Linked DNA regions of Homo sapiens: regions 1, 3, 4, 5 and 6 are each linked to region 2. Evidence: chromatin contacts called from ENCODE Hi-C or POLR2A ChIA-PET data. All regions are on one chromosome and are shown on one strand. The core of a region is the stretch at or near the end of the contact, and the rest is flanking DNA. Distances in the headings are between cores, read along the strand shown. Region 1 has its middle 10 kb from the start of CCN6. Region 2 holds the start of CDK19 (cyclin dependent kinase 19). Region 3 holds the start of FYN (FYN proto-oncogene, Src family tyrosine kinase). Region 4 holds the start of PPIL6 (peptidylprolyl isomerase like 6). Region 5 holds the start of ZBTB24-DT (ZBTB24 divergent transcript). Region 6 holds the start of FIG4 (FIG4 phosphoinositide 5-phosphatase).

Evidence for each region. Hi-C counts contacts between places; a loop is a spot of excess contacts on that map. ChIA-PET counts read pairs that join two places held with the same protein, here RNA polymerase II (POLR2A). Pooled maps may share reads with other maps.
Region 1: a map of CD8-positive, alpha-beta T cell shows a loop between it and region 2 (30-fold over the local background). The contact joins the enhancer-like site here to the promoter of CDK19 in region 2. A Hi-C loop is called at or near these places in 1 of 168 maps with a recorded cell type or tissue (CD8-positive, alpha-beta T cell) and 6 of 50 pooled maps. POLR2A ChIA-PET finds 5 or more read pairs at or near these places in 1 of 52 experiments (activated T-cell).
Region 3: a map of B cell shows a loop between it and region 2 (7-fold over the local background). The contact joins the promoter of FYN here to the promoter of CDK19 in region 2. A Hi-C loop is called at or near these places in 3 of 168 maps with a recorded cell type or tissue (B cell, naive thymus-derived CD4-positive, alpha-beta T cell and posterior vena cava) and 11 of 50 pooled maps.
Region 4: a map of CD8-positive, alpha-beta T cell shows a loop between it and region 2 (23-fold over the local background). The contact joins the promoter of PPIL6 here to the promoter of CDK19 in region 2. A Hi-C loop is called at or near these places in 5 of 168 maps with a recorded cell type or tissue (B cell, CD4-positive, alpha-beta memory T cell, CD8-positive, alpha-beta T cell and 1 more), 9 of 37 single-sample maps with no recorded cell type and 12 of 50 pooled maps. POLR2A ChIA-PET finds 5 or more read pairs at or near these places in 3 of 52 experiments (CD4-positive, alpha-beta T cell, CD4-positive, alpha-beta memory T cell and activated naive CD4-positive, alpha-beta T cell).
Region 5: a loop to region 2 is called in a map of CD8-positive, alpha-beta T cell, with 27 times the contacts of the local background. The contact joins the promoter of ZBTB24-DT here to the promoter of CDK19 in region 2. A Hi-C loop is called at or near these places in 3 of 168 maps with a recorded cell type or tissue (B cell, CD4-positive, alpha-beta T cell and CD8-positive, alpha-beta T cell), 4 of 37 single-sample maps with no recorded cell type and 17 of 50 pooled maps. POLR2A ChIA-PET finds 5 or more read pairs at or near these places in 2 of 52 experiments (A673 and CD4-positive, alpha-beta memory T cell).
Region 6: a loop to region 2 is called in a map of CD4-positive, alpha-beta T cell, with 8 times the contacts of the local background. The contact joins the promoter of FIG4 here to the promoter of CDK19 in region 2. A Hi-C loop is called at or near these places in 5 of 168 maps with a recorded cell type or tissue (CD4-positive, alpha-beta T cell, CD8-positive, alpha-beta T cell, naive thymus-derived CD4-positive, alpha-beta T cell and 1 more), 1 of 37 single-sample maps with no recorded cell type and 16 of 50 pooled maps. POLR2A ChIA-PET finds 5 or more read pairs at or near these places in 6 of 52 experiments (GM12878, OCI-LY7, activated T-cell and 2 more).

Annotation. Positions count from the first base shown.
Region 1 is chr6:112,041,404-112,046,094 of GRCh38, forward strand. No RefSeq gene overlaps it. Among named protein-coding and RNA genes, the nearest start is that of CCN6, 10 kb to the right of the region's middle. RefSeq lists a silencer at 2,362-2,461. Within about 2 kb of position 1,793, at least 40 of the 41 ENCODE cell types and tissues checked have a DNase peak (open chromatin) inside an H3K27ac peak, as active enhancers do; they include CD8-positive, alpha-beta T cell, where a contact is called at or near this core.
Region 2 is chr6:110,814,008-110,818,289 of GRCh38, forward strand. It overlaps CDK19 (cyclin dependent kinase 19), which reads right to left and starts at 1,462. Exons shown (of 13, transcript NM_015076.5): 1 at 1,002-1,462. The coding sequence starts at 1,129. It also overlaps a transcript of AMD1 not described here. RefSeq lists enhancers at 213-322, 557-1,109, 1,683-1,762 and a silencer at 733-1,042.
Region 3 is chr6:111,871,972-111,876,406 of GRCh38, forward strand. It overlaps FYN (FYN proto-oncogene, Src family tyrosine kinase), which reads right to left and starts at 1,481. Exons shown (of 14, transcript NM_002037.5): 1 at 997-1,481. It overlaps LOC102724646 (a long non-coding RNA gene), which reads left to right and starts at 1,481. Exons shown (of 3, transcript NR_168402.1): 1 at 1,481-1,719; 2 at 4,080-4,241. RefSeq lists silencers at 601-1,000, 1,151-1,400, 1,521-1,610 and an enhancer at 1,053-1,552.
Region 4 is chr6:109,438,585-109,443,458 of GRCh38, forward strand. It overlaps PPIL6 (peptidylprolyl isomerase like 6), which reads right to left and starts at 2,044. Exons shown (of 8, transcript NM_173672.5): 1 at 1,872-2,044. The coding sequence starts at 2,006. SMPD2 (sphingomyelin phosphodiesterase 2) reads left to right here and starts at 2,140. Exons shown (of 10, transcript NM_003080.3): 1 at 2,140-2,587; 2 at 2,773-2,869; 3 at 2,968-3,044; 4 at 3,390-3,483; 5 at 3,626-3,715; 6 at 3,959-4,041; 7 at 4,168-4,300; 8 at 4,393-4,497; 9 at 4,683-4,836. The coding sequence starts at 2,538. RefSeq lists silencers at 1,635-2,454, 2,096-2,301 and enhancers at 2,715-2,784, 2,945-3,024.
Region 5 is chr6:109,481,901-109,486,566 of GRCh38, forward strand. It overlaps ZBTB24-DT (ZBTB24 divergent transcript), which reads left to right and starts at 1,744. Exons shown (of 4, transcript NR_187591.1): 1 at 1,744-2,937. ZBTB24 (zinc finger and BTB domain containing 24) reads right to left here and starts at 1,319. Exons shown (of 7, transcript NM_014797.3): 1 at 1,198-1,319; 2 at 1-154. The coding sequence starts at 126. RefSeq lists silencers at 1,010-1,299, 1,380-1,819.
Region 6 is chr6:109,688,331-109,692,903 of GRCh38, forward strand. FIG4 (FIG4 phosphoinositide 5-phosphatase) reads left to right here and starts at 2,966. Exons shown (of 23, transcript NM_014845.6): 1 at 2,966-3,171. The coding sequence starts at 3,106. It overlaps AK9 (adenylate kinase 9), which reads right to left and starts at 2,872. Exons shown (of 41, transcript NM_001145128.3): 1 at 2,817-2,872. RefSeq lists an enhancer at 2,450-2,919.

The DNA of each region.
Region 1 (4,691 bases), core at 543-3,042, 1.2 Mb after region 2:
GGAAATGCTTCAAGAGCCCCAAAACAGAGCTCCCATGTTCTCCATGGTGGGAAAGTTTCCATCTTTCCTCTTTTTGTAACTGTCCAGAAAAGACAGAATGTTTTTGATCAAAGTGGCTTTGAATCTTTAGCATTACGTTGTCCCATTAGAACAGAACTTTTTCCCATGCAGTGCCAATCCACACATTTAGTTTCTGCAGCTCCTTAGTTTTATTGGGAATGGGGGTGGGGATGGTGGCACCATCTTGTTTGAAAGGGTTTACAGCTGATACTACCGTTTACAGTAAATTCCTAGAGTGGGAGGAGGAAGTGGCACATTTTTGGAGCAGCTAGGTGGCTGGAAGAGATTCTCCTCCCCCAAGACTGGTCAGAGGTCCTGTGAGAATGGGAGCTGCTCACCTCTCCTTGGCAGTGTGCTGGGCTGGGGAGGTGCCAAGATATCCCTAGCAGCGACTCCAGCCAGGGAGATTGGTCCCTAGATGCAGCATCTTCCAGTGCACCAATGTTCTCATGACCCAAGGCTGGTACTGAAATAGCAGGATTGTCAAACCTGAAGGAACCATTGCCTGTGGGCTGCAGGGACCTGGAACCCTGACCCAAACCAGGATGGAGGAGGTGCCCAATAATGATTATGATTCAGCTGTCCAACAGCTCAATAAAAGGGGGACTTGGAGTTACATGCGACTTGATTTAAGGGATTCTAAAAATATATTTATTGTGAACCTGAGTTTAAGAACTGATATTCTTGCTTACTGAAGGTGGACATACTAACTTTGGACATAAAACCTGAGGGGCAGGTAAGGGCAGTGTCTGTGTGCCTGGCATGCACAGGACACAGATGGCATTCTGAAAGCCATCATCCAGGACTGAAGAGTTGCTTTCCACACTCTGAAACTGTGACACGAGATTCACTTTGGAGAGTCTTTTGTGGATGAGCCTCATCAATTAACAGTCCTAGTGTGTGTAAGCGTGAGCTCAGTTTTGTTCTGTCAAGTCTTAAGACAGCATTTGATTTAGCAGTTGATTCAATTACATTACATGTGGATTTGGAAAAGTGGTGTGTGTGTGTGTGTGTGTGTGTGTGTGTGTGTGTGTGTATTTCTTTTAAACAATGATGTAACCTTTCTGAATTCAGGTGGAAACTGTCTTGATTGACCTCCGCGTACCAGGACAGATTAATTAACTCTTAGTTTCTTTCGTGGAACATACGAACACACCCTGAGCTCACTGAGAGCTCACAGCTGGTAGGAGAGGAGGCTCCTCTTTAGTAGGCCCAGTGTGTTGTTTGCCTCTTTCCTAATCTGTTCATTCCACTTAATTGTATCCCGATAACGACACAATTTGAGCAAATATTAATTTGAGCAAATATTACTAAAACTGATGATACACAGATACATGAAGAAAGATATTTCCAATGGAAAGAAAAAGCAAAATGCTTGGGAAAGATTCAACAGGAAAAGCTGCTTTAAATGTGTTGTTGAATTATATTTGATGGTTATGAGTACAGAATCTAAGATTCTTTAGTCAAGATGTTTTACACTGTCTCTAAATTCTCATTTCACAAAGGAAACTCAAATGAGACAACATGGAGGATGCATTATATGTGTGGCTCATAAAGAGAGGGAACAATACAGCACTCTAATCAGCACATCTATATTCAAAGAAAGGCATTGGCTAAATAAAAACACTGGTGAGTAAATAGACAACTCAGTTCCCTGCTAAAATAAAATGTTTGTATAGGCAGGACTCCTGCGAGAGCCCCTTTGACTGCCCGTTGAGCGCCCTCTGCTGGCCCGGAGGGAAGGGTGCCACGGAGGGGACGGCGTCAGGGCCCCACCCACGGTTTAGTTTCAGATCAGCGCTTTTCAGTTCCAAGATACAGATTCCGGTTCCAATGAATGCTGGTTGAAAATACGGCCGTGGTTTTAAATATCATGAAACTATTTTACGTCCGTAGTACTTTCATCTATTTTTATAAGAATGTTTTGTAACTGAGAAACCTAAAGAGATGATGAATTTCCCCCACCGCCCCCGACTATTTTGCCTTTCAGTGACGCGGTAATATTTTACGATAGGTGCCGATTCAAATCAGTGGCTTTCAGAAAGTACAGCTGCTATTCTTTGGTGCCGCTATTCAGAATGACAATGTGAAATAAAAATGATTCTGACTATGGGAAGGTCTGATCTTCCTATGAATGAAAACAATCATGTGGGCCACAGAGAGCTCTCTCTTTCCAGCTATCGAGGGACTTTTTGCAGAGAGAGAAAAGGATCCTAAAGCCATGTTCCCGATACTGCAGACTTGGCGAGATGGCGGCGGGCTCCTCCCACCTCTGCGGCAGCGTCACAATCAATAATGCAGGGCTCTGCGGCAGAGGAAGCGCCTGCTTTTATATAGGGGCGCCCGGACCCCAGAGCAGGGCTAGTCCCTTAACCCATTCCGCCATCTAGCGTCCGCAGGGGCTCATGGCAGGTTGGAGCCGGACAGTCTGGAAACTGCAATCTAGATTTTGCAGAAGGGTGACCTTTAGCCTTCTGCAAAACCTAGATCTCACTTAATGTAGATCTCACTGAAGAAGGCAAATAAAAAGTGAGTGGAGTGTTTATTCATTTTCCTGTAAGATTAGTAACTTTAAGGCTAAAAACTCTAAAGTAAGTATTTCCCAAGCCCCTGCTGTAAGTCAGTCATGTTGTGGGTACCAAGGCTATGAAGATGTCTCAGTCTCTATTTTCAGTGACCCAGTCTAGTAGGGACAAGCCATATGAACATATGCCCAGTTAAATTTGAATTTCAGGTTAACACGGAATTTGTGTGTGTGTGTGTCCCATATATGCTAAAGCAGTTAACTGGGCATCTATTATTATCATTATTTTTATAAGCAAAATCTTGCAACCGTGCATATAAACAGATGATTGCAGTATGGGCTTTACAAGGGCAGGGTGGCACGCTAATTGCTTGAGGAGCTTTGCTGTGGGTGCTGGTTAGGAAGCGTTCTCAGGGGAGAAGTCGCTTGTGCAAACTGCTTATCAGATAAAGCAGTGGGCAGGGTTGTCCTGGTAGAATCGCATAAGCAAAAGCAAGAGGCTGGGGGACTCGCAGTACAGCAGGTCTGTGCTACCTGAGCTGGCAGGTGAGGCAAGGATAGTGCAGGGGTGAGGTTGCTTCATCGTGGAAGGCCTTCTACTGTGCTTCCCAGGAGCTGGGTTCTATTCCAGGGGGAGTGAAAAAGGGTTTTGAGCGGGAGAGTGACATGATCTAATTTGTGTTTAAGAAAAAGAGATCAAATGGCAATGTTGAGGCTGGACTGGGGGAGGTAGGAAGCTTGGAGGCAGGGAGGCCTGAAGGAAATTGTCTAAGGTGAGTGAGCTCAGAAAAGTAGCAGAGCTTGAAGGTGAATGAGGGTCTTTTGACTCCAAGTCCAGGATGCCTGTCACTGTCCCCATCTAATTGAATTATGATTCACATGTGCAAGCATTTTACAAATCAGGAATGACACACCACATTATGCATACTTTTCCTTCTCTGAAAGATTAGCTTCACCCACATTTGGAAATACTGGAAATTTTTCTGTCCTCCTCTTCTCTTGCTTCTCCTTTGCATGTGGTCGGCCTCGGTGTCTGCCTCTGATTAACTCAGCCCTGTTTCCCACACAGAGCTCCCCCTGCAAACCAGACTAACAAGGCCAAGTGACAAAATGAATTATAAACCTCTGAGATATTTGGCCTTGTTTTCCTTGGGCCACAGCCTGACTTTTTTAAAGGCCCTTGGAATGAGGACACCTGTTTATTTTCAAGGAGACTCTGACCCAAGCCCCACGCAGATGGCTGGGCAGAGCATTTTGTGGTGGTCAGAGGTTGCTCATTTTTGGACCTGGTTTATTAAAAGTTGGACAGGGGACCAAGCAGAGCCTGGCACCTCTTTGTCCCTCCATCCATGGTGGGGGGCATTGGCAGCACCTTAGCACGCACAGAACAGCCCCTCAGAGAATGCACAGGTGTTGATTAACAAGGCTTGTATACACGTTAGTGGAGGAAGAAGAGAAAACAAACCTACTCTCTCATGCACATGTGACTAGAGTCACGTTGGGATCGTGAGGCTAGTGCTTTGTAAAAAAAAAATGGGATGCTTTTAACAGAAAGACATATAGAAAAAAAGGTAAGTGAGATGTGCAATACAGTCACATGTCACACAATGACGTTTTAGTAAATGACAGTCCTCATATACAAAAGTGGTCTCATAAGGTTATAGTGTAGCTGAAAAACTCCAATCACCTAGTGCCATCGTAGCCATTCCAACATCACAGTGCAATGCATTATATGTTTGTGGTGATGCTGGTATAAACAAACCAACTGCACTGCCAGTCATATAAAAGTATAGCACATACAATTATGTACAGTACATAATACTTGAGAATGATAATAAATACTACATTACTGGTTTATATATTTACTATACTATATTTTTATCATTATTTTTGAGTGTAATCCTTCTACTTATTAAAAAAAGTTAGCTATAACACAGGACAGGCAGGTCCTTCAGAAGGCATTGTTATCATAGGAGATGACAGCTCCATGCATGTTTTTGCCCCTGAAGACCTTCCAGTGGGACAGGACGTTGAGGTGAAAGACAGTGATATTATGATCCTGACCCTGTGTAGGCCTAGGCTAATGTGGATGTTTGTGTCTTAGTTT
Region 2 (4,282 bases), core at 212-2,711:
GCTGTCTGCCCTCCAGGACCAAGAAAGGACAGGTATTCTCAGTACATTATCCAGCTCTTCTTAAGAGGACAACCAGTAAAGGCTTCCCAAGGTGTTCCTACAGTTCTCCCTCAACTCCTAGGAAAACAAAGGTTCAGGCCCAGCTCTGTCACTTCGTATTCCGTTCTTGATAATATAGGTACTCCATAAGCCCCAGCCCACAGTCATCTGGCAGAGGATGGAGTGGAGGACATAATACCCAAGATACCCAAGGGGCTGCAAGGTAAAGGGTGGGTAGCAGAGAATTCAGCCAACTCTTAAGTTGCCGCTTGCGAAACGCAGCTAGCCCATCAGGTCTCCTTCGAAGGGGGAAGGTACGCAATTCAGAATGTGAGAATGAGAAACCCGGGACGCCGGGCATACAACAGGGATGGGAGGACTGCATAGAGAAGCCAACGGGCCGGCCAGCCCGAAGGGCGGAGATCGCTGCTGGGGGCGGCGGTGCCCAGCGGGTCAGAGCCGTGGGGCTGGCGAGGACCCCAGGCCGCGTTCGCCCGACAGGCTCCCCGGCGAGGTTTCAAACCGCCGCCCCCGCGAGGCGCTCAGCCGATTGGAAGTTCCACAACGACCGTCACTACCCAGGGCCGGAGCGGCAACTCCGCAGCGGAGCTCTGCCTGCCCGCTGCGTTCCCCCAAGAGACTAGACCCCACAAACTCCTCCTCCACCGCGGTCCCAACTCGAGTCCCCCCGCCGTCTCCGAGCACTCGGAGGGCGCCCCTCTGGGACGGGACCGACGCCTCGGACCGGGCTGCGCCGCGGGAGTTCGAGGTACGCGACGGGGCCGCGCGGGGGAGGCGGGCGGAACGGGCGCCCCTCGGAGTCGGTGTCCGGACGCAACCCCGCGACCCCCTCCGCCTCGCCCCTCGGGCACGGCCCGACTGGGATCCGACCCACCCATCCCGCCAGGTCGCGGGCAGGGCGAGGACCCGAGCGAGCCTACTCCTCCCGCCCCTGCTCTTACCCATCTTTCCGCCTCGCCTTGTAGACGTGACCGTAGGTGCCGCGTCCCACTTTGCACCCTTCGTACTCAAACAAATCCTCCACCCGCTCCCGCTCCGCCGCCAGCTTCGCCTTGAAATCATAATCCATTGTCTGCTTCCCCCATAGAGGCACGGGACGCGGGGGCCGCCGCCGCTCAGTCCCTCCTCCTCCTCCCCCCGCGACCGCCGCTCCACTTCTCCAACAGCCGCCTCTCGCGCGCGCGCGCGCGCCGCCCGCCGCCCGCCGCTCCGCGGTCCGCCTTCAGCAAGGGACTCCTCGGCGGCCACAGCAGCCACCTCCTCCACCTCTTCCTCCTCCTCCTCCGCGACGGCGGCGGCGGCTCCCGCAGGCACCCCCAGTCCCGCCTCCCTCCTTCATTTCCTTGTTTTGGAACCTGGTGGGCCGCGCCGTGGCTTCCTCGAGCTCATTAGCGAACTCACTGGCCCGCCCCATGGTCGCGGAGGCTCCTGGGAAATGAAGTCGCGAAGGCCTCAGCGGCCTGGGCGGTTTTGCCGGCGTAAGAAATACAGCTCCCAGGTTACCTCGGGCCACCACAGCCTCGCCCCCACAAAGCATGCGCGCCTGCGTACCAGGGCCGCCCCTCCCCCTCAGGTAGCGCACGGCTCCCGGTTCCTGTGAAGGTAGAAAGCTCGAAGTTCCAGTGTGCTTTCTGCGGTTCTCGGGGAGACACTGGAAAGAAGTGCCTTACTCTAGTGGGAAGGGGATACTTCACTGTAACTAGCCCCACGCAGAGAGTATGGAAAGCATTAAATCAGCACCTTGCTGAAGGGTTGGCTGCAGTGACTCGGGAGGCGAGGGCTGGTGAGGACAGTTGTACCGCAGCTTGTTTCTTTTCTAGGGCAGTGGGTCCGCCTATTGCCCCGCCCCCCGTCCCGCTGCTCATTGGCGGGGGCTGGAGAATGACGTCCTCGTTGGTGCGTGGGTATCCCCAGGCTTTGGCTTCTTTCCCGCTCTTGATTGGTGATTGGATGTGCTCGGTTCTTCCTGATAGGTTGATCTTTTTTCTTTACGATGCAAAAACCGTATTTCAAAAACTGAACCTTCAGCAGTTTCCTAGAGCCTGCCTTGGCCAGAGGAGAACATGCAACTTCTGAGCCCCAGCAGCCAATCATCATTTTCTTGGCGCTGTAGTCAGCTTTCTCTTAGCATATGCGGTTCCCATAACCAGGCTTTGGCCATCTGTCTAAGGACAATTAAAAGTGCCTGGAGGAAGCCGCGTTTACGATCCTTTGGGTTGAATTGTAAAGGATTTTTTATGGTCTATGCATGATGTGAGGTTCTAGAATGTTTAAGAAAGCCCCTTTAGTTAGGGTGAACGTTGATTGATTTCATTGTGTTGGGGCTCAGGACACACTACCCCAAATTATAACTGAAGGAGTCCAGAATATGCCACCCCAAAATACGCCACTCTGGCATATTGATGTCTTTTAGCAAAATAAATTAAGATCCAGCCAACACAGGAAAATGCTTCACTTATCCCACTACTGCCTAAAATAAAGAATAACTCTTCCTTTGTAAAGAGAAATTTACATTTCTAAAGGAAATTTTCGTAATTAAAGGAATCTTACCAGAAAGAGAGCTGCTGCTAGTCAACTTGTATCATCTGAGATACTTTTATCTGCATAAAAGTCAACCTTTATTCACCTTAGACATTTTTTCCTCTTATCCTCTCTTAACTTGTCTCCACCACTCCTGGAAGCCCCAAACCCCACTTTTGTTTTGAAGAGACTGGCCTTGCTGTGTTGCCCAGGCTGGCGTCCAACTCCTGAGCTCAAGGATCCTCCTGCCTCAGACTCCTGAGTAGCTGGGATTACAGGTCCGTGCCACCATGCCGGGCCCCACTTCCTTTTTGAGGTCAGGATGTAATATAAGTGTCAAACATCTGGCCCTTCTTTGAGTCTCATATTTTGTGGGACTCTTGTGCATACATACGTAATTAAAACTTTTTCTCCTGTTAACCTGACTGGTATCAATTTAGTTTATAGACCAGCTGAAGAACCTAAGAGGGTTTCCTCCCCTGTAATGGTGAGCCTAATGTCCCAAATGTTTGGGATACACACTTAAACATGATTGGTGCTAGGATAGGACATAACACATTCATTAGGAGGACAAAGAAGGGAATTGTCAATTCTACCCAAAGTGGTAGATAAGGAAAGAATAGTGAACTGCCTGCTAGGTTTTGAAAGAAACTTGGAAAACTAGTGGGAGGGGGAATGATTTACCTTATTTGCTACATCACCCACTCCTGGAAAACTTCCTTAGACCTTGAGTCTCTTCAGGCTGGGTGCAGTGGCTCACACCTGTAATCCCAGCACTTTGGGAGGCCAAGGCGGGTGGATCACGAGGTCTGGAGTTCAAGACCAGCCTGGCCAAGACAGTGAAACCCTGCCTCTTATTAAAAATGCAAAAATTAGCCAGGTGTGGTAGCATGTGTCTGTAGTCCCATTTACTCGGGAGGCTGAGGCAGGAGAATCCCTTGAACCCGGGAGGCAGAAGTTGCAGTGAGCTGAGACCATGCCACTGCACTCCAGCCTGGGCAACAGAGCAAGACCCCGACTCAAAAAAAAATGGTATCTTTAATCAAGAAAAATCTCAGTTGCTCTTGTTGCCATGCACTATAATAACTGCTGGAGATAGCAGGAAAAAAATTAGTCTTTTTCCATTGGGGAATTAAACCTGAAAAAACAAATATGCAAGCAAATTAAAAATAAACTGTGGTTTAAAAGAGCACTGGTAGAATAGGCGGGGTTCTAAGTGAGTCAGGGTAGACTTCATGAAGTAGGTAGGTTTGAGCCAAATTTTTTTTTCACTCCAGCCCCATCTGCTGAGTGAGAGCCAAAATTTAAAGCATGAGTAAGCCTTTACTTGAAGGACAAGTCGAAGAGCAAGAAACAAGGAATTATTTCAGGTAGAACAGCATGTACATAAATCATGAGAGAACATCATATATTCTGAGAAATGCAACTAGTTTGAATATTACAGATTAAGACAGGAAAAAGTAATGGATAAGAAAATACTAAACAGATAAGCAGAGGTCAAATTATGAAAAGCTATTTATGTCAGGGAGAGGTTTTAGGTTTCATTATTCTGTCGACCTAAAAGGAAAAAGCTGGGGCAAAATTAATATAAGTAGAGAGTTTATTTGAGCCAAGCTTTAGAATTGCAACCCAGGAGTATAGATACAAGTTGCCCTGAATGTACACTCCAATCAGGAGCAGTTGCAAGTAGATTTTTAAAGGC
Region 3 (4,435 bases), core at 231-2,730, 1.1 Mb after region 2:
GAAAGGGAAGCCCCAGGGAAGAGAGACAAGAAGCATCGTGCCTATCCTAGGGTACTTTGTGTGTCTCCTCTCTATGCACTGAAAGGGCTCTTTGTGTCACACTCACACTCACACACCCGGCGAGTCTGTGTGATTTATTGGGGGAAGGAGGGGCAAGAAGGGTGATTTTATTATCCCTCTTCCCAGTGAGTCCCAGCACATCTCTGCTGGGCCCAAGCTCGGTGGCCTCCTTCTGGCCCAGTCCCCTCCGCCTGTGGCCGCAGAGATAACAGAGGGGAGGAGCCCAAACAAAAACAGCCATGGATCTAGGGAAGTAGAGAGGAAATCCAGCGAGGGAGCCGGAAAGGAAGGAGAAAAGAGCTGGAGGGAGCAGAGGGGTGGGGGACAGAGGAAGAGGAGGGAAGGCTCCAGCACAGGGGAAAGGGGAAGGGTGGGTGGGTGGTGGCACAGGAAGAGTGAAGGGGAGGATGGGGGAAGTGCAAGGGAGGTGCCAGAAATAGGCAGGAGGATGGGTTGGAGAAGGCGACCGCCGCCGAGGGAGGAGGCCGAGAGGTGGAGGAGTGGGGCAGGGGTTGGGTGGGGAGGGAAGCAGCACGGGGCATCAATTATTAAGTGATTACATCATCCCTGACATTAAAACAACACACACAGCCCCAGTCCCCGCGGGGGGCCCCAAAAGGAGGGCGGGGGCGGAGTCTGGGCCAGCCTCGCCCCCAAGCCAATTCCCATTTTCACCCGGCGCCCGCTTGCGGGCGAGGAAATGGGGTCCCCATCCCCGCGCTGCCTCGGGGCCGCACCCCGCAGGGGTGTCCTCCGGTGCAACCGCGGGAAGACCCCAAGCACCGACTCCCCGGCAGCCCCGCGGAGCGCCCTGGCGGCCAAGGGACCGCAGCACCGGGCCCTGCGGCGGGGGCGGCGTGCGCGGGGGCGCCGGCGGCCGGGCTTCTCCGCAGCATCCCCGAGGCCTCCCGCGACGCATCCCCGCCGCCTGCTTACCTGCGCGGCGCTGAGGCTCCGGAGCCCACTCACATGGTCCTCTCCCCGCCCTCCTCCGGCGCGGCCGAGGCGGCTCCGGGGGGTCCCCGGCGGGCCCGGGAGCCGGTGGGCCTTCCGAGAGCACCGAGGGGGCGGCGCCGGGGTGTCCCCGGCCCGGCGGCCGAATCCCTCCCTGGCGCGGGCGGCGGCCGCCGGGCGGTGCGGCGCGGGCGGCGGCTTTGTGTGCGCCCGGGCGGTCCTCGGTGCGCTGGGAGAAGCGCGGCGCGCCCGGGCGGGAGAGGACGCGCCGCTCGCACAACAACCTCGCCTCTACTCTCGCCGCCGGGCGGCGGGCGGGTCTCGAAGGCCTTCGGCTCGCGGCGACCCCTCCTCCTCGCCCGCGGCAGCCCCCTCCTCGCCGGCTCCGCTCCTGACAGATGGCGCAACTGCAACGACGCGCCGCCGCCACCAGCGCGGCTGCTCGCTGCTACTCTTGCTGATGCTCTGCCCCTCCAGCTCCGGAGGGGAGCGAGGAGGGGGCGGGGCGCGCCTCGAGAGTGACAGGCCCGGCTGCCCTATCAAAGAGCCCCTTGGGAGCTGCGAGCCGCAACCATTGGCGCCTGGGGCGTGGGCGGGACGGCAGTAGGTGGGGCCGCCGAGTGGGTTGAGCGTTACTGTGGCAGCGGGCATCCCAGGGTGCGTGCGGTGCAGGGTGTGCAAGAAAATGCGAGGTTGGAGGAGGAGGTCTGTGTGTTTTTAAGGATTGTGTGGAGTTGTGAGGTGGCGGAGTAGGGCGGGAGAAAGAGCGGAGAGTGTGAACTGCAGTTTCCGCTTTGCGGAAGGTTGCAGCTGCTGCTGCAGATTGGCACCTGCCATTCCCCCAAAACCATGGGAAACTGCCTCGAGACAGGGCTATCTTGCCTTTCTGGTGTCTTTTCATTTGAGGGTGAGAGGATGAAATGGAAAATTGGGCGGTGATAGCAGCGTTTTCTTTGATCAAACTGAAAAGAGTACGGAGCAAAGTAGAATCCTGTCCTGAAACGTGGAAACGCACAACAAATAACAATGAGGAGGAGAAGGAGATTAGGATCATTTTATCAGTCCCCTATTTCTGCGGACACTCATTTATATTTTTTTTCTAGCAAAAGTCTGGAGGAAGTATTACTGAAATAGGGGGAGGGGCCAAGCGGCGACTAAGGAACCTGAAATGACAGAGATTTGTTCGTACATTCCCCGCCCCACCCCCAAAAAACCTCGTTTAATTGTAGTCATTGGTTGTCTTTGGTTTCTCATAACATTCAAACTTCTCATGTTTTTTTCCCCTTCACTGAATCTGAGCTTTTGCTCATATTTCCCTTGATGAAATAATTGCCGGTTTAGTATACAGTTGGGAGTGCATCGGTCTTTATTTCCTATCCAGCTTTTCTATGGCAGGATGTAACTTCATAAAAAGAAACACTTTGGCTTCCTGATTTTCTTTATAGGTAATTCCTGTTTACTGAAAGTTCTGCTTTAAGGCATACTCAGAATCGCTCTCCTTAATGATTTTGGCAAGAACCCTACCTTCCCCCTCAGCAAATCTAATGTTCTAAGAAATTATAAGTGAATCAGCTTCTGCTTCTGTGCTCAAAATCTATAATATTGCCTTTCCGGCCCACTACTTGTTTTTACTGTAGTTTAAAAAAATCTGTCCCTTTTGCTGACTTTTTTCTTTTTGTACACACTACTTTTTAAGAAAAGTTGCTAACATTTATTAAATGATCTGCATCCTATGGAGGAGGAAACTGAGGAAAAGAAAAGTTAAGTAACTAACTCAAGGTGACAGTATACAGAGGTTACTGGATTTTTTTCCTTTTCCTTAAACAAAATGACAAATTAAACCATGTTTAAATTGTGTCTGGAAATTCCATAATCCCAAGAAATGGAACCATAGCTAGGACTAGGATATTTCCATACAAGAGAAAGCCAGCTTCATTTAGCCAAGAATTGCTTATCTCAAGAGCAGAGGCTCTTCGTCCTCAGGGCTAGTCCGCAATGGCTGCTCTGGGTTTATTTGGATTGGGATGCAGAGGCAGTTGGGTAGAGCAATGGTTCTCAAACTTTGACATGTATCAGAAATAACTGAAGGGGCTTGCTTAAACATGAATTGCTGTGTTTAACCACCTGAGGTTCTGATTTAGGGGGTTTGGGATGGTGCCCAAGAATTTGCACATTTAGCAAGTTCCCAGGTGATGTTGATACAGCCAATCTGGAGACAGCACCTTGAGGACCATAGTTCTAGAATTGGGCTGTCCGAGGAGGTAGCCACTAGCCACATGACTGTTAAGTACTTGAAATGTACTTCAGTATTGGAAATTTGGCTACTGCAAATTAGGATGTGCTGTAAATGTAAAAGATGTATTAGATATTTCAGATCAAGCATGAAAAATGGAATGTAAAGTATCCCATTTTAATATTGATTACATGTTAAAATGATAGTCTAAATGTACTGTGCTAAATAAAACATTATTAGAGTTAATTAAATTGTTTCTTTTATTTTTTAAATGCGTCTACTAGAAAATTTTAAATAACCTATGTGGCTCAAGTTATATCTCTATCGGGCAGCACTGGTCTGGAGTTGTTTCTGATTCCAGCTCCACAGTTCACTGTTGGGAGCGCTTTGATGAAGCAAGTCGCTTATCCTTTTTGAACCTTAGTGTCCTCATACGTAAAATGGGAAAAATAGTAAAACTGTTCTCAAACTATTCCGGACAGACTAAGTGTCATATGCTCTCAAGAAAAAAACACTCTTAGGCTATATATCTCCTTGAAATCTCATGTTTAGTTCAATCTATCTTACGCTAAATCTGGAAATCTGGAGTAGGTGGGATAAGTCCTCTCTCTCTCTCTCTCTCTCTCTCTCCCTCTCTCCTCCTCTCTCTCTGTTTCTTCACGAGAAGTCACTTCTTAGTGTCTGCAACTGTAATAGCTTCTTGATCTAATTAGTGGACAAAGAGACAATGTGATTAAAATGACAGATTAACCTGCTCCCATCAAGACTTCATCCTGTTTTTTGTAATTCTTTGCTTACCTACTTTTTTATCTGTTGCCCGTCTTAAATGTAGCTTTAAATGGATTTGGACTCCTCAGGAGGATTTGCTAATGGTCTGAACAAGTGAATAGAGCACTGCAAAAGATTTGTATACTATTCCCGTTTTGATCTTTTCTGCCAATCTCTACCAAGAACTTGATTAAAGATCTGAGACGCTGTCCCTGGCCTACCCAAGGTAAGTAATATTGTCTTCCACAACCACCAGTTTTGTTTTCTTATGAGTAGCTTCTATTATACAAATTAGAATGTAGTCATTGTTCTAGAACTTCTCTTTGATTTTATTGATATTGTTTATATATTTTGTATTTTTCTACTTGTTTTACCTTAAAGTTTCCTCTTTCTATTCTGGCTTTCTTGAACTTGTCTCAT
Region 4 (4,874 bases), core at 794-3,293, 1.4 Mb before region 2:
CAGTTTTTTGTTTTTTTTTTTAAGACAGAGTCTCACTCTTGTTGCCCAGGCTGGAGCACAGTGGCACGATCTCAGCTCACCGAAACCTCCACCTCCCGGGTTCAAGCGATTCTCCAGCCTCAGCTTCCCGAGTAGCTGGGATTACAGGCGCCCGCCACCATGCCTGGATAATTTTTGTATTTTTAGTAGAGATGGGGTTTCACCATGTTGGCCAGGCTGGTCTTGAACTCCCGATTTCGTGATCTGCCCGCCTCAGCCTCCCAAAGTGCTGGGATTATAGGCAAGAGCCACCGCGCTCGGCCTGTAAACAATTCTAAAAAATCAAAAGAATTGTATTTCACGTTATGTGAAAATTATACGCAAGTCAAATTTCGTGTCCATAATATGGTTTTACTGGAATACTGTCATTCATTTCCATCTCTGTGTCTGCTTTTGCAACACAGGAAAAAGCTAAACAGGTGTGACTGAGACCCTATTGCCAAGAAGGCCTAACATATTTACTATCTGGACTTTACAGAAAAAAACTTGTCAACACTTTCTTTACAATGTGGAGTCGGCACAGAAAATATGTGCCTTCAGAAAAAGAGCGAAAAAAAAGAGAAAAAAAATCTCTGAAACTCATTAATACATTAACTTTGTAATTAACTTCATGGCCATTAACTTTGGTAATAAAAGGTTGCTGATCCCGTCTGCCCAAGCAACACAGACCACAATTTCTACTTTTGATGATTCATGTATTATTTTCACAGACTTCTGATCACTTGTTTTCTTTTTATTATTTATTTATTTTGAGACGGGGTCTGGCTCTGTCGCCCAGGCTGGAGGGCAATGGCGCGATCTCAGCTCTCTGCAAACTCCGCCTCCCGGGTTCAAGCGATTCTTGTGCCTCAGCCTCCTGAGTAGCTGGGATTACAGAGACCGCCACCACGCCCGGCTAATTTTTTGTATTTTTAGTAGAAACGGGGTTTCACCATGTTGGCCAGGCTGGTCTAGAACTCCGCCTCTGCCTCCCAAAGTGCTGAGATTATAGGCGTGAGTCACCGCGCCAAGATATCTTCTATTTGGGAACATTTTGTTGTCAAGTATCCAGCTGGGTACTTCGGGAGTTAAAAACATTAATTAAGGCATGGTCCTGGAGTCAAGTGAGCTTCGGCGAGAAGTTTGCCATGGACAGCATTTCTGGAGCAAACCCTGTAAGAAGGGCTGAATTCTACATGCCGACATTTCATACATTTCTCCTGCATTTCAGGTTGTAAGTGTGCTGCAGCATGACTGATCTGGCCAAATTCTTCCAGTTTCCTCAAGTGCTTTTCCTTTAGTATCGTTCTGAGTGTTTACAAAGAAATGATTTTCCAAAGCACTTGTGAAGCATCTAGTTCGATTGGAACGCAGTGACGGCTCTATAAAATTCAAAGAAAAGAATCTCCCCGCATGAATAGTTAACAAAAATCGCTTGGGCCGAGGTGGCGGGGTTGTAAAAATTAGCTAGTTATATAGTAATCATTTTTCCATAAATTTAAATATCTCTAATTAAAGAAAAAATTGACGTAGAACAAAATCTGCGGGTGTGTGTGTGTGTGTCTCGGAGGGGATTACCTTATCTCCCAGCGCGGTTCTGAACCCTTCCTTCGCTCAGTTCTCCCTTTAAAAGTCGCCAAGTGGAACGCCCGCCCCCGGACCCGCACTTGCCCCCCTATACTCTCCTCCCGGTCCTCCAGACGGAGCCCGCCCGGCCAGGACACGCCAGCCCCTTCCTCGGCCGGTGGGGCCTCGACCCCCGCCGCCTCGAGGAGGCGCGGCGCCTGCAGTCCACGCGGCCGAGAGCGGGTAGCGGGGAGGGCCGCCCACGACGGAGGTTTCTCTGTGGTTACCTCAGCGGCGCTCTTCGCAATCTGAAAGTTGGGGCAGCTGAAGAGCCCCACCACCTTCACCTGCAGCGGCCGCTCCGGCAGCGACGGCGAGCCGCACCTAGCGTGCGGGGGCCCGCACGGCTGCGGCCTTGCCATGGCCGCGCCCGGGGACGCCCGGTGACCCCAAACACTGCGCGTCGCTCCGGCAACCGCGCGGCCCCGCCTCCGCCGCTCGCAGGAGGCGGGGCCCAGGGGCGGGTCGAGGGCGGCCCGTGGCGGCTGGGCCTTTCCTCAACTTTGCGCCTGTTGCTGGGCCGCCGGCGCGCGGGCGGCCGCGACCGCCGGGGACGAGCTTGGAGGAAAAGGAACCGGGAGCCGCCCACCCGGGGGCGCTCTCCGGACCCCCAGGGTCCTAGCGCGCGGCCCTTACCGAGCCTGGGCGCCCGGATTTCGGCAGCGGATCGCCTTTCCGGGTTGGCGGCCCGCCTGATTGGGAACAGCCGGCCGGTTGCCGGGGGAACGCGGGAGTCGGGCCCGACCTGAGCCACGCGGGCTTGGTGCCCACCTGTGCGCGCCGCCTGCGAAGAAGGAACGGTCTGGGGAGAAGGCGCCGCCGGCCGCCCCCGTCCCCACCGCGGCCGTCGCTGGAGAGTTCGAGCCGCCTAGCGCCCCTGGAGCTCCCCAACCATGAAGCCCAACTTCTCCCTGCGACTGCGGATCTTCAACCTCAACTGCTGGTGAGTGCGTCTGCGGAGTGCGGTCTGGGGGCCACCTTCCGTTCGCACCCATGCAGCCTTCCTCCCCCTATCCCGCCCCACGATCTCAGGGTGTAGGGAAAACCCGAACCTCCAAAGTCCACATCTGGCCCCAGCGCCGGTGGTCCCAGCAGTCGCCTCCCCTGCCCCGCTCTTCCCTTCCTTAGGGGCATTCCGTACTTGAGCAAGCACCGGGCCGACCGCATGAGGCGCCTGGGAGACTTTCTGAACCAGGAGAGCTTCGACCTGGCTTTGCTGGAGGAGGTGAGATTGTGCAGCACGGTGCGGAACCCAGGCTGGGAGGAGGGACAGACCGTCCCACTGGGGAAAGACCAAGCAGGCATCCTCACCGCTTCCCTCAGGTGTGGAGTGAGCAGGACTTCCAGTACCTGAGACAGAAGCTGTCACCTACCTACCCAGCTGCACACCACTTCCGGAGGTGAGAAGCCCACTGGCCTGAAGCCTGTTGTCATCCCAGGAGGCTCTTGGCCCTGCCAGCCCTTCCCTATCCTGCCTGCACTCTCCAGTCTCCTCCAGCCTCCTCTCCCTCTGGATGTGAGAGAAGGAGAAGGGTGAACCAAGAAGGTCCTATGACTTCAGCCCATTTCAGCTTTGTTTTCTGGCTGCCCTATACTCCTCCAAAGGCTGTCGCCTTGGTTCTAGGGCTAGTCCCAGCAGTAGAAAAAGAAAAAAATAGCTGATCAGAGCTGGAAGACAAGGGAGGGGAAGAAGGCTGGGTGTCTCTCCCTGTTTTTCTGGTTATTAAGCAGGGCTTGGCTTTCAGCGGAATCATTGGCAGTGGCCTCTGTGTCTTCTCCAAACATCCAATCCAGGAGCTTACCCAGCACATCTACACTCTCAATGGCTACCCCTACATGGTAAGGCAGACCTTTGACCTCTTCCACCTCCCTTCCCCACCTCCAGTAATACAAGGTAGAGGAGGCAGCCCTCTGAGAGCTGCAGGGGATGGGCAGAAAGATGGTGGCGGTGCCCTGAGTTTCTATCTCCTCCTGCCTGCAGATCCATCATGGTGACTGGTTCAGTGGGAAGGCTGTGGGGCTGCTGGTGCTCCATCTAAGTGGCATGGTGCTCAACGCCTATGTGACCCATGTGAGTGAAGCTGGCAGTGCCTAGGGCTGGGACATGCAGCCCAGTCCTGGGACAGAGAGATGGTACTTCTCTAGCTCTCATACCTGGGGATGAGGTGTGGGGGCAAGATCTTATAAGGAAGCAATGGGCAAGGCTTATCCATTGTATACCAAACACCATGCCAAGTGACAGACACAGGCTTGATTCAGACATACCCCTGGGACCCTCAGTCTTATCTGCTGTGATCTCATCTATCTTGCTCAGCTCCATGCCGAATACAATCGACAGAAGGACATCTACCTAGCACATCGTGTGGCCCAAGCTTGGGAATTGGCCCAGTTCATCCAGTGTGTGAGCCTGGGCTTGAAATGGGAAGTGGGATGGGACCCAGGGGCTGAGGGTGAACAAGGCCCCAGTCATGGGGAAGAGCTGGTGATGGAAGAACTCCCGCCTCACCAACCTGGTTCCCCCAGCCACACATCCAAGAAGGCAGACGTGGTTCTGTTGTGTGGAGACCTCAACATGCACCCAGAAGACCTGGGCTGCTGCCTGCTGAAGGAGTGGACAGGGCTTCATGATGCCTATCTTGAAACTCGGGACTTCAAGGTGAGGACTTGCCTGTTACTTCCCCACCTATATCCCCAGCTTCTCTCCCTCCTTCTCCCCCACATCCTAGCATGAGCCAATGATTCCCTTAGGGCTCTGAGGAAGGCAACACAATGGTACCCAAGAACTGCTACGTCAGCCAGCAGGAGCTGAAGCCATTTCCCTTTGGTGTCCGCATTGACTACGTGCTTTACAAGGTCAGGCTCCTCCCTTCAACATGCTTTCATATGCTGTGTCTCTTTGTCTACTAACCTGTGTAGATCCTTTGCTCAGCTAGTCTAGTCTTGGACCACTGATGGGTGGAAAGTGGGGTAGCCGGGAGCTGGTTCTCTGGGAAGAGGCCCTCATATATAAGCTTCTCTCTGGCCCTTACTTTTCCTAGGCAGTTTCTGGGTTTTACATCTCCTGTAAGAGTTTTGAAACCACTACAGGCTTTGACCCTCACAGGGGCACCCCCCTCTCTGATCATGAAGCCCTGATGGCTACTCTGTTTGTGAGGCACAGCCCCCCACAGCAGAACCCCAGCTCTACCCACGGTGAGTCACCCCCACCCTTTCCTTGGCCCTTGCCCCGC
Region 5 (4,666 bases), core at 494-2,993, 1.3 Mb before region 2:
GATTAAAGTAATGTCACAGAGGAAGCCTTTCTTCCTCTGATCCTCAAAACTGGCCAGCACAGTGTCACTGTGAGCGTCTGAGTGTACAACAAGCTGCCCAGAAGGCTCTGGCGATGTTTCTGCCATTTTCTTCAGAAGCCACTAAGGGTTAAATCTGAAATAAGAAAACAAGGTTTAAAAAGGAGAAAGCACTGTCTAAAAGGTTAATGCCAGCCCACATGAACTTCCTATTCACTTCACATCATTAACTGAATTTTACCATTACCATTTTTGTCTGTCTACAAACTTAGCTCTGGGCCCGGGCGCAGTGGCCTCACGCCTGTAATCCCAGCACTTTGGGAGGCCGAGGCCGACGGATCACTTGAGACCAGCCTGGGCAACATGGAGAGAATTCATCTATACAAAAAATACAAAAATTAGCCTGGCGTGGTGGCGCCCGCCTGTGGTCCCAGCTACTCAGGAGGCTGCGGCAGGAGCATCACCTGAGCCTGGGAGTTCGAGGTTGCCGTGAGCCGTGATCGTGCCACTGCACTCCAGCCTGGGCGACAGAACGAGACCACCACCTCAAAAAACAAAAACAAAACAACTTAGCTCGCGGTTTTTTTTTTTTGAGACGGAGTCTCGCTCTATCGCCCAGGCTGGAGTGCAGTGGCGCAATCTCGGCTCACTGCAACCTCCGCCTCCCAGGTTCAAGCAATTCTCTCCCTCAGCCTCCTGCCGCACATTAACTAGCTGAGTGACTCTCCAGTATTCATGGAACGGTTCAGGGTCTACCTTCTATAAAATGAAGGAATGGGATTAACCATCTCCAAAATCCTCCGCAAGCACGAACTTTCTATGGTTGCACAACTATTTCAGGGAGAACGAAGCTGCCTCCATCTCCCAGATTATTAGCCATTTCGTATGTGGGAACCAATGTGAAGAGTGAAGAAATGTGCACGTGCAAAGTGAATGTGAGGTAGCTGCAATAAAATACTAATAACTTAAGCTGCGTGGGGCCGCCAGACACACTAGGGGCGGCGCGGAGCCCCCCGCAGCCCCGGGTGGTCCCAGCAGGGAGAGGTGGCGCGGAAAGACCCCCACCTCCCCGCCCAGGCCCCGCGGGCCCGACTGGGGAGCACACGGCGGGGGAGGGGTCGGCGCGGCAGACCTACCGCTCAGGGGCGCCCGGTGGGGTCCGGGTCGCTGCCAACTCACCCGGCGGCCTGGCGGGAGACCCACGCCGGGGCCCGCTGGCCCTCCGCTCCGCCCCGCCCGCCTCTGGGGCTTCTGCGCCGCACCGGTTTCTGCTCCTGCGCCGCCGCCGCAGCCACAGCCACAGCCAACCCGGAAGCGCGGCGCCAAGAGCCGCTTGCGCGCGGACGCCGAACCACGTGGCCCGCAGAGGCGCCCCTGGAGGTGGGGGCCACGAGAGCGGCGGGGAGGGGAAGGGAGGTGAGGGGCGGGGCGGGGCGAGATGGCGGGGCGGGGCGGGGCGGGGCAAGGCGGGGCAAGGCAGGGCAAGGCGGGGCGCGAAGGCAGTTCAAGGGTTGGGGCGTGGCAGGGGAGGGGAGGGGCAAGGCGGGGCGAGAATGCAGGCCTGGGGTCGGGGGAGCCGCGGCGGGGCGGGGCAGGGCGGGGCGAGATGGCAGGCCCGGGGCTTTGGGGCCGGGGCCGGGGCCGGGGCCGGGGCAGGGCGGGGAGGGGCGCGGCTTCGGAGGAGGGACAGTGGCCGGGGCGGGGCGCGGCCAGGGGCGGGGCGGTGTCGGCGCCCGAGGTCCTGCGTGTGGCACTGCCGGGGAGCCCAGGCAGGAGCGACTTTTGCGGTGAATTGGGGGCAATGGACAGGAGAGGCGTTGTGACCCCTCCCTTTGGGAAGTTTTATATCGTATTAAACTGTTAGCTCAACGCCAATACCTTAATTTTATCTCTTCTCCGACACCGAATCTGGTGTTGTTCTTGAATGTATAAAGGCATGAAATCCCCCTTACCGTCATCATCATTGTCATCATCATCACCATCGTCATTATCTAGTGCTAATATAATAACTATTACTTACCTCCTAAATGTTTTTCACATCTGCCTCCTTTTCCTCCCCACTCCTGATGCCTTAGTCTAAGGGAATGAAGAGAGCACTGCAGTCAGAGAAACCTGGGTTCTGAGAGATCTTGGGCAAATTACTTACCCTCACAACTTCTTTACCTTACCTGTAAAATGGAGATGTTAACACTAGTGCCACTTTGGTAGGGTTGCTATTGCATAAACAAAATTAAGTATGTAATGGGCTTAGGAAATGCCTGGTTTAATTCGTCTGCTGTGATTAAAATGATCATTATTATTCAAACTTTCATCATCTTTGTTCAATAGACTGTTTCTAACTGGTCTCAGCTGCAGCGTTGTTCTCTTTAATTCGCAGAAGTACAGAGGATTTCTCCAAGTACATATGAGATCCAGAGACTAGAGTCACTCCTTGGCTTAGAATCCATGTGGCTCCCACATGCCCTCTGGATAAAGTCCAGGCTTCTTAATGTGGTCTACAAGCCCCATCCAGATCTACTCCCCACCTGCTTCCATCCATTTATTTCAGCATTTTCTCTCTCTTAGCCAATACCTAATTACTTATTTTTCTGCCCATTTCCAGATTCCCAACATGCCATCTATAGCCTCCCTGATCTTGAACCGGAGGTGTAATTAGCAACCTGGCTCTTACATTTTTACTAGATTTTATTAAAACTAGCTCAAGCCACACATGCTCCTTCTCTGAGGTTTCCCTTTCATATTGAATTGTCTCTAAGTCCTCTGGATTTGTGGGGGTACAAGTGGGATGGGGAGCGCTCCCTGACTTCTGCATACCAGCAGGAAGTTAGCTACCTCATTGTTTCTTGCTGCTACGAGGGTTGCAGTCAAATCACTGTCCCTCCAGAGGTCCTCAACGGCATAAGAAGACTCAGTGCCAAGGTAAGCCAGGTACTTCCATTTCCTCATTCAATCATTGCTCACTGGAGCATAATCCTGCGAGGAAAGACTGAGTCTGGAGGATCTTCCAGCATCAGCCACCCACAACACAGACTAGCCCTTTCTTCAAGGCAATTTTGTTTTGGATCCATACTGACTTTTTCAAAACTTTTGTTCTTGTTAAGGCCAGCCGGTCTACCCCTAACAGGTCTTCTTAAATTTAAATCTTGCAGAACAGGATTTGGGGTGTCATACATTCATCTAACAGATATTTATCGAGTGTCTACTAAGAGCCAGACATTGGCGTCAGGTGTTGGGGATACAGCAACTAACAAGGCCTTTGCTCTCATGAAGCTTACATTCTACTAAGGGGAGACAGGACAAATATACAAGTAAACTAATGAATAATAGTTTCAGAAAGTGTTAAATTTTATAAAGAATGATGATGGAGACTGACAGGGAAGTGAAATCAGGATAGGGTGACATTTGAGCTGAGATCTGAATGACATGGAGACAGCTGTGGGAAGATCTGGAATAAAAATGTTCTAGGCAAGGGAAAAGCAAGCATAAAGGCTCAGACTGGGAAGGAGCATCTGATGAACGGCAAGGACTGTGTGGCTGGAGCACAGTGAGTGAGGGGCAGCAGATGGAGTGGAGAGTTGCCAGATTTCACAAATAAAGACACAGGACACCCATTTAAAAAAATAAATGCTGCCTCAGCCTCCCATGCTGGGATTACAGGCATGAGCCACCTATACCCAGCCAACAAAGAATTTTTTTTCATATAAATTTAGTGTAGCTTAGAGCGTACAATGTTTATAACGTCTACAGTAGTGTATAGCCATGTCTTAGGCCTTCACATTCACTCACCACTCACTCACTGACTCACCCAGAGCAACTCCTATTCCTGTAAGCTCCATTCATGGTAAGTGCCCTACACAGGTGTACTTTTTTTTTCTTTTATACTGTTTTGTTTTGAGACAAAATCCCACCCTGTTGCCTAGGCTGGAGTGCAGTGACATGATCTCAGCTCACTGTGACTTCTACCTCCTGGTCTCAGGTGATCCTCCCCACTTAGCCTTCTGAGTAGTTGGGACTGCAGACATATGCTACCACACTCCACTATTTTTTTTTTTCCGTATTTTTTGTAGTGATGAGGTTTTGCCATGTGGCCCAGGCTGGTCTTGAACTCCTGGGCTCAAGTGCTCTGCCCACCTAGGCCTTCCAAAGTGCTAGGATAACAGGCATGAGCCATCAGTATACTGTATTTTAAGTGTCTTTCTTATGTTTTGATATGTTTAGATACAGAAATACCACTGTGCTACAGCTGCTTACAGTATTCAGTACAATAACATTCTGTACAGGTTGGTAGCACAGGAGCAATAGGTTGTACCATAGAGCCTAGGTGTGTAGTAGACTATACCATCTAGGTTTGTGTAAGTTCACTCTGTGATGTTTGCACAGTGACGAAGTCACCTAGTGATGCATTTCTCAGAACATATCCCTGTCATTAAGCAATGCATGACTGTACCTATAAAAGAAAACCAGTTAAAATGACAGCTGGTTTCTCAACAGCAATAGTAGAAGCCAGAGGTTAGTGGCATGATACTTTCAAAATTCACCTAAAATCTTTTTTATAGACTACAATTATCATGGAAAAGGACAAAATCAAGACAATTTTGGTCAAACAAAAAATAAAAGTATTAACCTCCAACAAACCCATACCATAGGA
Region 6 (4,573 bases), core at 1,716-4,215, 1.1 Mb before region 2:
ACAAATGCTCCTAATATGGGCTTGTTTTTCCTACCTGCAGTGCCTTGGCCAGCACCACTACCTAAAGGTTTAGAGTATGTCTCATTTATCTTCATGAGATCTCATATACCATTGCCTTGGATCAGAGGACCCTTTTTACAATACCACTTTACCTAGAAGCTACTGGTTTGACAGAATGTTGGAATGGTCTCTTAAAGGCACAGCTAAGGCGCTAGCTTGGGATTGTGTGGGATTGAGACAATGTACTTCAAGATGAGGAACATGCTTTGAATCAAGGGCTGGAAGTAGGAGTGACCCCTCTCACTAATACTCTCAGTGATTGACTTGGGAAATTTGCACCTCACTTCTGGACAAGAGGTCCTGGGTCTGGTGGAGGGGAGAGATGGTTCTATCAGGGGACCCAGTAAAGGTTTCATTAAATCTTAAAACTACTGCTGCCACCTGGTCATTTTTGACTCCAAAAGCTCATAAGGAGTTATTGCACTGGCAGATGGAGATAGGGTTGCTGCTATGTGATTGGATGAGATTGGGGGTGCTCAGGGTGGTATGGCCATAAACTGCTAGATAAGTGGGATAGGGGATGCATTTCTTGAACTCAGGGGATTCTCTGAGACAGCTCTTGATGCTTTCATGTCCAGTGAATGGGTAATTGCAGCAACCAAAACCTTACAATGACACAGTAACCAAGGGCTTATGCTCCTCAGGGATGAAAGCTTGTTATCCTACTGGGCAAACACAGACCAGCAGAAGTGTTGGCCAAGAGTAAGGAAAATCTAGAATGATGTTAGAGGAAGGAGATGATCAATTAGAGACCTCAGATTAATTGCAGTAGTGGATTCTGCAGCTTGTCCCATTAATCTTTTTTTTTGTAAGTCCTTTTCTTTTAAAAATTGAGACTAGCCACTACCTTAAAGAATTAGGGTGGCATGGTGTGAACTTGATGTGGAGGAAGAATGGATACGAGTGCTGCAAAGGGTGGAATGTAGCAGCTGCTATTAGTGCCTCCCCCATATCCACTTGACATACACCTTTTCTATGCACGACCAGCCCAACTTCCAAAATGTTAGCATGTGCGACTTTTTGCCTAAGGGCTTTCTCTGGCTGCCAGAACCTACTCTCCCTGAACACAGGGTAGACTGGAAGTTCTAGGGCATCAATGTTCTGCCCTATCAGGCTTCATCCAATAACTGATGGAAGTTGGCGAATAAATACTCCAGCTTCCTTGCCCCTCAAGAGGGGATAACTGAGACATGCCTCCCAGTATTCCCTAGTGAATTCAGCCCACAGAGAAATTTCTCTGGTAATATTTCCTTTATTAGTTTTCTTCCCCTCCCTGCTGCTGTTTCCTGGGATTACGTCTCATATAAACAACCTGCCTTCAAAGTTTTGTCTTAGGATCTGATTCCGGGTGAAATAAACTAAGATAAAGTTAAAATGGAAGTGCTAAACTATAATAATTGAAAACTAGAATCCTTCAGGTATTTTAAGAGTTGCTATCCTAGATAAAAACACTGTGCAAACATTTAACTAATATTCAGAAGAGTTGGTTTCATTATGAAACAGAACACAGCTAACTATTTTTCCCAGTTAAAAGATCCAAGTCCAAAATGCCAGAACGGACACGGCCATCCTTCTAGTTCTTAATAAAAGGAGTACCAAACTACAGGGGGAAAGAAGCGCAAAATAACATAGACTTAAGTATTTCTTTACAATTTTTGTAATTTCTCAAATTTTAATTTACAATATGATCTTTGGTATTACATGAATGTTATCTGGGTATGCTATAATTCTATAATTTTTTTTTAAAGTTTCCTTACACTTAGCAGTTGAGAAGCCCTCTAGCAGAGGTTTCTGAGGTTTAGAGGTTTCCTGGGAAACCTAGAATTGCCGCCTAAGATAGGATAGCTGCCTCTCCCCTACATCTTATACTCTTGCAGTAGGTGTTCAGTAAATATTTGTGGAATAAATACTTCAGTCGTTGAAAGGAGACGTGGTTTTAAAAAGTGGATTTACAAAGAGACCGTTTTGCAAGAAAAGAAGCTGGTCTGGGGGTCCCCGCAGGAGGCGGGGTTCCGTGCAACAGATACCAAGATGCCTCCAGGGCGGACCACGACCCAGCGGGCCGCCGGAAGGCTCCTTACCTGGCCGCAGCCGGACCCTCCTCAGGGAAGCAACTGCCTCCAGGGACTCCGCGGGGCTGTCGGGCGGTTGCCGGGGAGACCTCTGGCCGCCACGCACCTGCTGCTTGGTGGGGCGGGGCCTCGAGAGGCGGGGCTGTAGTTCTTTGTCATTTCTTTTCCAATTCGAAATAGTCACTTTTGTACCTAATTTGGCATTTATAATTATAATACACTCATTTTCACAACTATGGAAGAGAGGGTACGCGCATGCCCATTTATGTCGCACACATGAAATGAAGAAACCTCATTTCAAGCGCGGCTCCGCCACACTGCGCTAGTCTCTGTCGACAACTTCAAGTGGCTAGCCTCACGCACAAACGTGTGGCAAAGCCACACTTTCCAGCTTTAGGTGATTTTAAAACAATTTCTTGGGCCACACAGCGTAGGTACAACATGGATTAGAGGTGAGGGGAAAACTGACACTCAGTGAAGGACCGTCAGAGGGCCGGCTTCCAGGAAAATGGGCCGCAGCAGGCAGGGAAAACACAAGGATCTATCCTGCAACTCGGAGAACCCTTTTCAAAAGAAGCTACCCAATCCCAAACCTTCCGCTTTTTTCCAAAGAGAGGGAGGAGATAAATAGACTCAATTAATCCGTCGACTTTTTCTCCGCCCATGTTTTCCTCCAATCCTTACCAAAGATGGTGCCCTTCGCTTCCTCTCTCGGCAGCACGCAGGTCCCGGGAGCCTCTACCCGACCTCTCTATGATACGTCCTCCAGCCCCGCTCCCGACGTGAGGGGCGGGGCTTGCCTGGAGGCGGGGCGCAGGGATCCGGAAACACCTGATCATCTATAGGTTTAGTGCCTAATGGGTGTTGTTCCTGGCTGGACTTGATGTCCAGGGCCTGAGGGGTTTTCTCGCCGAGTCTCCTGGGGCGGTCCGGAGGCTCGTGCCCTGTTGTGGGGCCCCCATTTGCCGCCGCCATGCCCACGGCCGCCGCCCCCATCATCAGCTCGGTCCAGAAGCTGGTTCTGTATGAGACTAGAGCTGTGAGTACCCCCTCGCGGCGGGGCGCAGGCGGGAGGATGGATGTCTGCCGGTGGGTGTGGGGCCGTAGGACAGAGGCTGTACTCTGCCTCCTCCTCCTTCCTCTCCAGTTCCCAAATCCCTGTCAAACACAGCCTTGGGGTAAGCTAGCTCCCTTGAGCTGTGCCTGGGCGCCTTTCCCCTATTTTGGTACCCTGGACATTGCAGCATTTGCAGGTCCACTTACAAGCCATGGCTGGAACACGCTGGAAACAGGTGCTTGTGGTACCTCAGGAACTGTTCATGAGGTTCTCTGTACGAGTTACTGGATTCTTTTCAGCTTTCAGAAAGTCTGTTAAAGTTCTAGAGTTCACAAGTTACAGTACAGGCAGGGGTATGAAAAAAATTTGAACTATGACTTGTAACTTATTTTTTCCTATTCCATGGTATACCATCACTGCGATTCATGTGAATTACACTTCTATTGGTGAACTTTTTGGTTCTCTTTTTTTCTTATTTGAAAGGAAAGGAAAACTTACTTTGTTTAAAGACAGATAATTTGTTTGGATAACATCTTGCTTTTCACTTGACTTTTTTCAACATAACATTTACTTTTAAAATTTTATTACTTTGAATGGCCATGTAAATAGTGAATAAGCAGATCAGTTTGTATTTCGATTACCAGTTCCTCAATTAAGGGAGAATGGTGTTTATATAACTTCATACTTGGTCCTTTCTGTGGGTGGAAAGCAAAGTTGGTACAGTATAGCTCTTCTAAATTGGGGTGCCACAGTGATATTAGGGACTGTGTTTAATATTACCCATTTCATGCTAACAAGATTGCATATGCCAGATATTTTCATAATGCTCTTCACTATGTTATAGAGTGCTTTATAAACTGTTTCTCTGAAACTTGGGTTGTCTCCATTAGAGGAGTATGAGAAGGCATTTAACAGTTTCTCAGTTATAACGTAGTCCTAATAGCACAATAACCTCTCCCTCAGGTTAACATGAGTAGAGAATTGTGGACCTTAAATTAATTTTGCTGACAACTTTGATTAGATCTAGAGCAGAAAATGACATTATCAAATATACTGTATTTGCAAGTATTTTCAGTTCTCTAATGAGACCCATAAAGAAGTATCATTTGTCATTGAAATGAAACCTATTTTCTGTAAAATATGCTGCTAAATTTCCCTCATTAGAAACATAAATAACTTTTTTTTTTTTCCCTTTGAGACAGAGTCTTGCTCTGTCACCCAGGCCGGAGTGCAGTGGTGCTATCTCGGCTCACTCACTGCAACCTCTGCTTCCCAGGTTCAAGAAGTTCTCGCACCCCAGCCTCCCAAGTAGCTAGGATTACAGGAATGTGACACCATGACCGGCTAATTCTTGTGTTTTTAATAAAAGACAGGGATTCTCCAT